Linked DNA regions of Homo sapiens: region 2 is linked to region 1. A link is a contact called in ENCODE Hi-C or POLR2A ChIA-PET data. All regions are on one chromosome and are shown on one strand. The core of a region is the stretch at or near the end of the contact, and the rest is flanking DNA. Distances in the headings are between cores, read along the strand shown.

Region 1 (4,634 bases), core at 1,946-4,445:
AAGGCAAAGGAAAAAAAAATTAAACTTTAAATAATGACCAGTTATACTTCATCAACTCTAACAAATGAAGGAGCAGAGTTGGTTTTCCGGAGTTTGCTTCAGTTCTTTGATATGGTCAGTGTAGGTCGGGGAGGTCTTCCCTAGCTTGAGAAATCATAACCTAGGATATTTAAGCTGTCAGTAATAGTGTTTTAAAACTCCAGGCCTATAATAAAGTAAAAAGTGTGTCTGATAAAATGGGTTTTTTTCCTTGCTTAGTGAATGTCTTCTGTTTCTCGCTAAACATTGTCACTTGCCAAACCATGTTTTCTGTTTCATACTAATTTTCTACTGGCAGTGAGACCAGCGGAATCTAAGAAATTGCATACGAAATTCAAGGATTGGAAAGAAGAAGAGGAAGTCAACCATTAGCAACCCTAGCTCCTCTTTAATCTCAAGAGGCAAGAGGTACTCGATGAACCACATGCTAAAATAAAAAAAAATGAACCACATGCTAAAATCAAATGGCTTCTGCACCTGTGTGCGTTCCTGGACTCTGGGGTCACAGGATGGCTGATGAGATGCCTTCGAGAAATTAATACTCTAATGAGGGAAACATCCTTTCATGTTGGTGCAAGAGACGTTCTAGGCCTGGTTCTACCTCTAGTTGGAACGGTGGTCATGGACAGGTCACCCCCGCTGTCCAGAACACATGTCAAGAAGTGGGAGCTGGACGACAACATTCTTGTTCAGAGCGTTCTTCCTCCACATTTTATCCAAAGCAGCTCCACTTTTACCTGTGTTATCTACTGAGATTCTGCGTGTGTGAAACACAAGGTCACCTGCCAAAAGCAAAACAATTAGGCCAGCATTGGGCTAGGTGAGGATCCATTGTCTTTTGGGCAGGTGATTGTGATACTATAGGAGCCGGTGTCCTGTTGATGGCATCCCACAACTTTCTAACCTCTGTTGTAGAGTTTTGTTAGCCACGATTTGGACCAACCTGCAGTTAGGCCAAGGGCTGCTGATCCAATTGGATTAAGGAACTCTGCTGTTTGAGCATGTTGGCTTCATTCATTGGTATCTCCTACGCCAAGTCCTAGGCTTGGTTACAAAGGGCAATGAAGGGTCTTTTCTGTCCTTAAGCACTCACAGGTAGCTTAACAGTAATGCCTTGGATTCCTTCCTTCAAGAGCGACAGCAGGAAGCCCAGCTTCTCTGGTAGCAGAGCAGGGGTCCTCAAAGCAGACCGTGAGGTCAGAGGAGCACTGGAGTCAGGAGTTTCCATCTCCACCCTGCTGAGTAAACTGTAGTTACCCACACAGAAAAGGAGGCTCTCCAGGCTGACAGGGTCACAAAGACACACGACTATGAGATGGAATGACTATAGCTAGAAAAAAAAAAAAGTGGGGATGCCCCTCTTGACCATCTTATGCCTGAAATAAGGGAAGACATTCTTCTTTTTTATCTGCCAACCTCCCAGTGCCACAGTAAGCACAGAGTCAGGCCTCGAAAAATACCAGTCCTTTCGCCTGTCCCCTCTCACATGGTTTGAATCCAAGAGGCTGTCATACCAGGCTCCCCCATTCAGTATATTTTCTTTATGTTTAAATAGTTTGGATTGACTTCTCTTTTCTTTTATTTTTCTGTTGCTACTTAGGAAACCATCTCCAGGCTAGAACAAGTGCCTGAAATAGAGAAGGGTGAGGTCACTGCCTAAGACACTTCCTCCTCCACCCACTCCTCTCTCAGACTCAGCTCCTTCCACTTCTGCCCACATGGCTGCCATTTTAATTTTTGCTTAAATGTTGCAGCCAATATTTCATGTATTGTTGTTTTCTTCCTTGCCTGGGAGACTCTTTTGTCTGAGGTTCCCTGGTATTTTCCAGGGGCCCTTCTAGCACTTCTGTGAACTCATTAGCTTCCCCTTGTTCCAGAAAATGTCTGTCATACATTACGTGCCTTTCTCTGTCTTTCCCTGCCCCTCTCACCTTCATCGATCACACTTTTGCTTCACAGAGGTAAGAGGAAATCACACTCACACAGTATCTTTTGTTTTCTAGCAAGCTAGAACACAAGATTTTCTAGATGCATCTTTTGAGTTGATATGCAATATTTTCCTTGACAGATTTGTTACCAGCTGAGCAGATATTGTGTCTGTGATGTATTTGAGTACCAGGTATCCCTGATTACCATAGAGTAATGTCTTTTATTGAGGCTTTTATTATTATTATTATTATTATTATTATTATATTTTGAGACAGGGTCTTGCTTTCTTGCCCAGGAAGGAGTGCAATAGTGTAGTCATGGCTCACTGCAGCCTTGACCTCCTGGGCTCAAGCAATCCTCCCACCTCAGCCTCCTGAATAGCTGGAGCTACAGGCAAGTGTACTGTGGCAATTGTTAATGTTCACTTTTATTTCCATAGTTAGCCTTGATCGTTTAGTTTTAAAGAGTTATACAACACATACACACACATCTAATTGTTGTGTTATTGGGTTAATGGGAATATTTTAGACTCAAGCCTGGTTCTTTGCTTCTCTCCAGCACAGCAAAGGATACACCTCCAAGTATAATATTGAACTTCAAAGTTAGTAATGTTCAGTGATGCTTAAGCATGTAGATCATAAAGTCCTAGACTATTTTTTGTCTAAATTATTGTTTGTAGTCAGCCTCTCTACTGGTTGGAAACACAGGCTTGAGTTTGGCTTTCTGCTCTACCTAGTTCATTGCTGCAGCTGTAATCCAGCCTGATTCTAATTTTCAACTGGAGATGGTTGTCTTCTTTTTTATTCCATGAAACAAATTGATTAATGTGTCGAGGGAGCAAGGTGGTACTTATACCTACCCAGCCTGCTTGTGTGTGTCTCAAGGTGGAGAGAGGCTGTGGAAACAATAGAGAGAATAGCATGGAAGGCCACGTTGCAATTAAACAAGATTGGGAAAGAAGACGGGACTAAAATCATGCCTTGAAGATGTTTATCATATGAAGTTGACCTTGAGACCCCAAGACCGGCTTCAGTTTTCCACAATGCGGCTATTATGAGAAAAACAGTGACTAACTGAGCACTGTGCATAACTCAGTTCTCGGAATTTTCAATCAGAAATTATCTGATGACGGGACTAATTCTTATTACGATAGTTCCAATGGATCCACCCAGGATCCACCTCCACAACTAGGTGTACAGAAGCTGGAGATCCCATCATGCCGCCGGGCACCGGTTTACGAGAACTCTATGTCTTATCTTGGTAGTACGATTAGGAAAACAAACACAATGGTTTCTGCCTTCAATGTTTCCATGGTGAGGGCAGTTATTAGGCATATGCTAAAGTGTAATATCCGCTTTTTCAAACCACATTTCAAAGTTGATAGCATCAACGGCTTTAAAATCACTTTTAAAGAATCTGGGCTTACCCAGTTAACAGAAATAGAACCTGCCTGTTTATCAGTGGGTTTGCCTCACTTTTCTGTGGGTTTCTTTTCTTTTCTTAATTATGCATTAAGAAAATAACTTAAGTTTCTGTGCATACAACATCTTCCTTTCTCATTCCCAGTACCCTAGAAACACAGCCGTTCACTGAAGAGGATTTGAGTGTTGTCTCCTCTGTGGGGTCAAAACATCATGCTTCTTTCTGTTCTGCCCCATGGCAGTGGTGACGATGGCCTAGCTTCCATCCCGTAGCTTCTTGTGTTTTTCTATTCCACCAGTCTATCAACCCTGTATTTGTTGTCAAATTTACACTGTCCACAGGCAAAGATCTATTCTCCTTTAGAATTTAATAGGAGGGTTTGGAAATGATGCCATGGAAACCCTGAGCAGCTTGGCAATGCTGACCCCAAATGAGAAATAACTATCATTGGTGTTTTCCTTCTACTACTATTATCTTGCCCATTGATCTTCAAAAAGTTCATTGGTCAAATTGATTGAGGAACGCAAGACTTAAATGTAATATGGCTCTGGCAAATTCTGAGATGCTAACAAAAACAAGTTTTCTTAAGAACAATGTCAACTGACTCACAGTATCCGACTATATAAAGTCGAGTGCTCTCATGCCAGGAAGCTGATACAGTTCATGAAACCTCAGTCATTCTTTCGTATTACTCCTGTCTTCTCTTTGGAAAACAATCTCATGAATTTGGTCTTGACGCTGACTTAACATCCCAGGAAACAGATACTCAATTCCACTGTCTTTTTTGAGAAATGAACAGTTCTCAAACTTTGTTTAAATTTCCTTTTCACAGATGAGTAATAACCAAAGATATTTCTGAAAGGGCTCTGAAAACATGCAGGCAATTGATCTTTAAAAATAAGATAGAAATAGTAGGTTTTATAAAAGAAGGAAATAGAAATACTTCAGAAGAAATAAAGTGTGCTGAATCATGTTTTAAACATAATTATATCCGGAATGCACTTACCCATTTGAAAAAAAAAAAAAGTCACCAAGTTGTTTCCAATTGTTTTTGTAAATTTGCTTAGTCATTTTCAGAGACAAAAATTTGGGAAAAGGATTGTAGAATGACTGGCTTCCCAAAACCACTTGGTGTTTACAAAGTTATCAAAAACGGGCTGGGACCACTGATGGTAATAACAAAACCTGGGGCCCTGAATCGTGTATTCTACATCCGTTAGCACACTGAAGCCACACCGCAAACT
Region 2 (5,375 bases), core at 425-2,924, 390 kb after region 1:
CCTGTAATACCATCACTATGGGAGGCCGAGGCTGTTGGATCACGAGGTCAGGAGTTCGAGACCAGCCTGGACAAGATGGTGAAACCCCGTCTCTACTAAAAATACAAAAATTAGCCTAGTGCCATGAGTTCTAGAAATGCCAATTAGGAAGCCAAAAGTCTGTCTAAACTGGGGACACCCGTGGTTTCAAAGTGGAATGGAGACTCGGAGTGGTATTTTGTAAATATCCATGGCCCAGGCATTAAGGAAGCCACCCCAAGTTCCCTGGGAGAGGAGATTATAAAACTGTTAGGAGGTTGGTGGATCAATTTCTCTTTTAACTTTGTGATCATAAAAACAGCAGAACCAGAATAACCACTAATGTAGCATCAGTGATGTGGGCACTAGGGTATCCCTCCTCTAAAAGGAAAATATTAATGGTGTCACCAAAGAGTGGGAGCCTGAATCTTTAAGGTGATCTGAATCTTTAAGTGACAGAAGTCCTGCAACTTGGAGTCCCAGGAATACTTATAACTGGCCCCACAGTCACCGCTTCCCCAAAGGCTACGGTAACAGAATGAACTCAACTCTCTTTAGCCAAAGAAGACCTTTTAGATTAGGAAGGTGCAAATTCTCAAATTACTCAGTATCAGTTTGTCATATGATCTCTCCAATCAAAACTGTAAGTAGATCTCTTTACTTTCTCTTTAGTTTAATAAATAGCATTGGCAGGTGGTTTCATCTGGGGGTTTAATATTCTCCCTTGAACAGTATTTTATCGCCTGAGGAGAATGATTTTGGGTGCAGAACTACAAAGCTAGTCTCAGGGTGGACTGTGGGCTGTCAGCTAAACCCATTCATTAATCCAAAGGGTCCTATTTGCTTATGAGTTTCATCAAAGGCATGTTTCAAACCCATGAAGCAGCAAAAATGACAAGTTAGGAAGTCATAAAGCTTTGGGTTACTCACAAATAGTCAAAACCACAAATGTCAAACCTGCACCTGCCAAGGGTCTATTGTACCAGATTCTGAGCTCCTTGAGGGTGGGGAATAGGGAATGTTTCTGATTCATCTTTGTATCTCTGGTAACTGCAACCAGCACAGTACCAGGCATTGTGAATGTCCTTCACATATTTATGGCGTGAGTGGATAGATGGACGGATGAATGGATGGATGGATGAATGGATGAATGGATAGGGTTTGTGTAAGATAATAATTTTTAAACTCAATGATGAACAAAGAAAACCATCTTTCTAGAAAAGCACGCCATGTTACATTAGACATATGAAACTTCCTCCCAGTTCACAATAAGTACATTCCAGAAAGTTTACACTTTGGGCTAGAATTTGCAATATATTCTTTTTAAAAGCTTCTTAAAATTGGTAAAAAGTTCTCCTCATTCTAGAGCAGTGTAAGCATAAATCTTTGTATTTTAAAAAGATCCTCAAATGCTTAATTTGTAGTCCCAAATTCTACATCCAACGCCTTTAGGTCACCTATATGCTTTTCTGATGACTGAAAGAAAGGGAATGACAAACTTTTAAAAAACGATTAAAAAGATCTCTTAAAAAACATTTTGCAAGTCTTTGAAGCTGTCATAAAAATCTTAGGTAGTTTCTGAAAATTGTCCAAATATGGTAGTGTCGCCATAACCAATTGCTCAGCAATCATTACAGACTCTGGGTTAGCTCTGACAAAGGAACTAATATTCTGAAAATGAAAGTATCTGAGAACTAAGCACAGGCCGCACAGAACCTGCACGCTGCTTTGGCACTTGCACTACCTCCAGAGACCTTGGGCAGATGCACCTGAACTTTCACCAAGCTGCTTGGCCTGTCCTCAAACAGACATGCCAGTGTCTCCTGCACGGGGTAGCTGGGGAGCTAATCTGCTTCACTCACCTTCCATTTAAGTGAAACCATAATCTACCCCCTGCACCTCCTCCTCAAAAAAAAAAAAAAAAAAGACAAAGCCCCATAGTAGTGATTGATGGCAGAACAAGGGTCCTTTTAGCACAAATTTACACTTACCATGTTCCTCAACTACAAGGTATTTTAATAAAGTTAATCTCCTGATATTTGTGCTAGAAATTGCTGGTATTAAGTGGCGATTTAGCAGAACACCACTGACCCTTCAGCAAGCTTTGCGCCCAGGAGCTTAAAGCAAACAAGCTATGGCAAACCACCTCCATCCGCCTTCTACCCCAGCAGAACTCCCTTTGGTATGAAGGTCTTGATATGAAAGATGTTGCACTTCCTTCTTTCTGCCATATGCATTCTTGCAGCAAGAAAAGGTGAAGGACGGGTACTACTTCCACACCATCCAAAGGCAAATGCCCCATTCACTTGGCAACATCACCCCTTAGAGGGTTCCACTGGGTAATTACAAAATACCTGAGTGGCAACTATATGCTGGGCCTAAAGTAAGGCATCAAAAAATTTACCCAAAACCTTTACATCTAGCTCATTGCAGACGCCTAACATAAAAGGGCACCAGGAAAGAGAGCAGAGATATTTCTAGTTCGGCAGATGTCTGCCAATGCTTTTCTCACATTTTGACCATCATCATAATAATCCCAATGATATAATCATCGATAATAATAATGTTAGTCATAAAACAAGGGTGACTTTTTAAGAAAGGTTGGGAAGTTGTTTCAAACTGTGCAGGGCTGGTGTCACAGGAAAATGTCAAACTTTCCACTTTAACTTCCGTTTTTCAGGCATGAACACTTTGCTTTGGGGGAAATCTGGGCACTATGAGGGCTCAACCTGAGAACAAACTTCAAGTGTGCACCGTGCCTCTTTTCTGCTCATCTCTCAGTCACCTGGACTCGTTAAAAATACAGAACTCTGGGTCCAGCCAGACTGAAAATCAGCTCTCCCCCCAGCCAACAGTCCAAGCCTGGATTTCCACGAAGGCACGCGGCTCTCTTTACAGATTGCAGATTTACATGGTAAAAATAGAAACGTACGGCATCACATGTATATGCAAATTTGCCAACCAAACTCAGTGCTGAAAATAGTTATTTACTATTTGGCTTGCATATTGGCCCAGAAAACCTTCCATACCTATTTCATGCTCATTTAAATTCTTTAAGAGTTCCTGACCCATTTAAATTCCTTGAGGGATGCCTGGCTTCATAGGCATTTGTCTGCTGCTCTCCCCAGCAGCTTTTAAAGAAATATTGCCTGTCAGTGCAGACTGGACTTTGGAAAAAATATCTATTAAAAAAATATTTTTAATATATACGGCCCCCCTTTCGTTAGGTCTTTAAGCCATAATATATACGGCCCCGCTTTCCTTAGGTCCATTCTGGGCACTGTTTAGCCACGAGTGGCCTTGGACCTAGAATTAGGGCTTCCTTCTTGATAGCTCCTTTAGGATTAGGGACGAGAATGCCTAAGCTGTACAGCTGGAAAATAGGGACAGCAGTTTTTCCGAAAATTTGGTCCCTGGACACCTACATCAGAGTCCCCTAGGTGTGGGGAGCAGGGAAGGCTTGTGCAAAACGCAAGCTCCTGACTCCTCTCTAGAACCGCTGACTCTGAATTTCTGGGAGTGGGACTCTGGATGTTGCTTTTATAGGAAGTTTACCATGGTGATTCTGGTGGCCTCCAGGGGTGGGGAATCCATTACTCAGAAACCACCCTGAAATCCTGAAAGTGTGCTGCTCAGGAGCTGGATTCCGCAAGGCCAGAGGGCACCGCAGGACTCACCACCAAATGAGGGCACTGACGTCCTGCAGGAAGGCGGGAGGTGACTTCCCCAACGTGACCAGCGCACACTGAGGTCTGCACTGCCATTCTTTCCAGGAGCAATTCTGGTGCTCACAGAAGGGACCACTGTTCCTAAGGGCAGTGTGGCAAATTATTCCCACTGCACAACTGGCTGAGCCAAAGGGGCACCATCTCTGCCCCCATATTTAGGGACGATGACTCAGTACAGTTTGGGTTCTACAGCACGACAGTGTGTGTTTAAACCCTGGCCCTACCTCCCACTGGCTACTTCAGTTTACAGAGGAAATGATAACAGTTCCTACCTAATAAGTTTATTGAGAGATCAAATAAGATCAATATTGATAGGCATCTGGGTGATATGGGCCAACTAGTCAGCCCTTAATAAGCAGTAGCTAGCTGGTTTTTCTTTTAAAATACTTTTAAAATACTTTTTAAATACTTTTTTGTTTAAAAACCGTTTAGAATTTACAGCATTCCAAAGACTCTCCCCAGAAAGTCTATCTAGGTGAACAGGCAAGTTTGGTTTGGAAAATGAGGTGATGATGCAAAGTGAAGCCTACAGAAACTATGGAACCTTCTTAGAAAAGTCCTCTGTACTATCCTCTGCTAGAGAAGGAAGCTGAGGTCACCTGATATTGAAAAGTTGGCCCCACCATCAAGTAGCAGATAGTTTCATAGCATAAATTCACTGCCAACTACTTAGTGGGTTCTTGATACATTTGGCAGTATGCTGTTTCTCATCTTCACTCACACATTTATTTGCCACACCATTATCCTTGCATGCACACGTGTATATGTGCATGCACACTTGAACAATAATACTTCTTTCACTCACTTTTTTCAGCATAGGCAAAGACACATCTATTGAAATATCTATCCAGGCATACATACTGGTGCCTCACATAGATACAGAACTTGCTCAGAGCTACCCACAGACATTCCCACGCATCTTTAACAGGTGAAACAACCCAGACAGAGGCAAATGCCCACACGTCCACCCGTTCTCACATGGCCGTATCCACAGGCTCCCACACAACCCAGGACACAGCTTTGTGTGCCTCTGCACAAACACCCTCGTAGAGACACAACTGCACAAATGCACTCAACATGCCTCTTCCCCGCCTCCTCCCACACAAACGTATCGACGAGTTCTTGGAGTATGGCACAGACCTGACTCTCTGGCAAAAAACCAAAAAACAAACAGACAAAAAAACCCTTTGGAAACCCATTAAAAACCGAAGCCAGAAGTGAGCGTCCCCTTCGCGTTATGTCAGCAGGCTGCTGACTGTGGGAGCAGGGAGCATGAACACAAACGAACATTCCAGAATCAGCTTTGTTGTCCTCCACGTACTCTGCCTTCCTTTTTTTTTTTTTTTTTTCCTTCAGCAACAACAGAAATCTGTGAAATGACTGAGGGTGGTTAATTAAGCATTGCAGCCCATATTCCACTGCAGTTTCAATTGGATATGGTGTTCTCTTTCACTTCCTGTTATGCAGGATTGCGGCAGGCTGTTAGACACCTGCCACGCTCCCAGCCCAGCTGCTGTTCAGCTAGGGGCAGAGAGGAAGCACTCCCGGGCCCTCGGCCTTGAGAGGGTCTCATTCTGCAAACCAGCCCCTTCCCGGTGAGGCGGGGGCTGGCGGGGGAGGCACAGCTGA

What was found. Hi-C counts contacts between places; a loop is a spot of excess contacts on that map. ChIA-PET counts read pairs that join two places held with the same protein, here RNA polymerase II (POLR2A). Pooled maps may share reads with other maps.
Region 2: a loop to region 1 is called in a pooled map, with 3 times the contacts of the local background. The contact joins two enhancer-like sites. A Hi-C loop is called at or near these places in 5 of 50 pooled maps. POLR2A ChIA-PET finds 5 or more read pairs at or near these places in 3 of 52 experiments (T-cell, WTC11 and activated CD4-positive, alpha-beta memory T cell).

Annotation. Positions count from the first base shown.
Region 1 is chr16:78,891,821-78,896,454 of GRCh38, forward strand. All of the region lies in intron 8 of WWOX (WW domain containing oxidoreductase), which reads left to right. Among named protein-coding and RNA genes, the nearest start is that of WWOX-AS2, 390 kb to the left of the region's middle. Within about 2 kb of position 3,196, at least 4 of the 41 ENCODE cell types and tissues checked have a DNase peak (open chromatin) inside an H3K27ac peak, as active enhancers do.
Region 2 is chr16:79,282,042-79,287,416 of GRCh38, forward strand. It overlaps a transcript of MAF not described here. Among named protein-coding and RNA genes, the nearest start is that of MAF, 320 kb to the right of the region's middle. RefSeq lists an enhancer at 5,347-5,375. Within about 2 kb of position 1,675, at least 3 of the 41 ENCODE cell types and tissues checked have a DNase peak (open chromatin) inside an H3K27ac peak, as active enhancers do.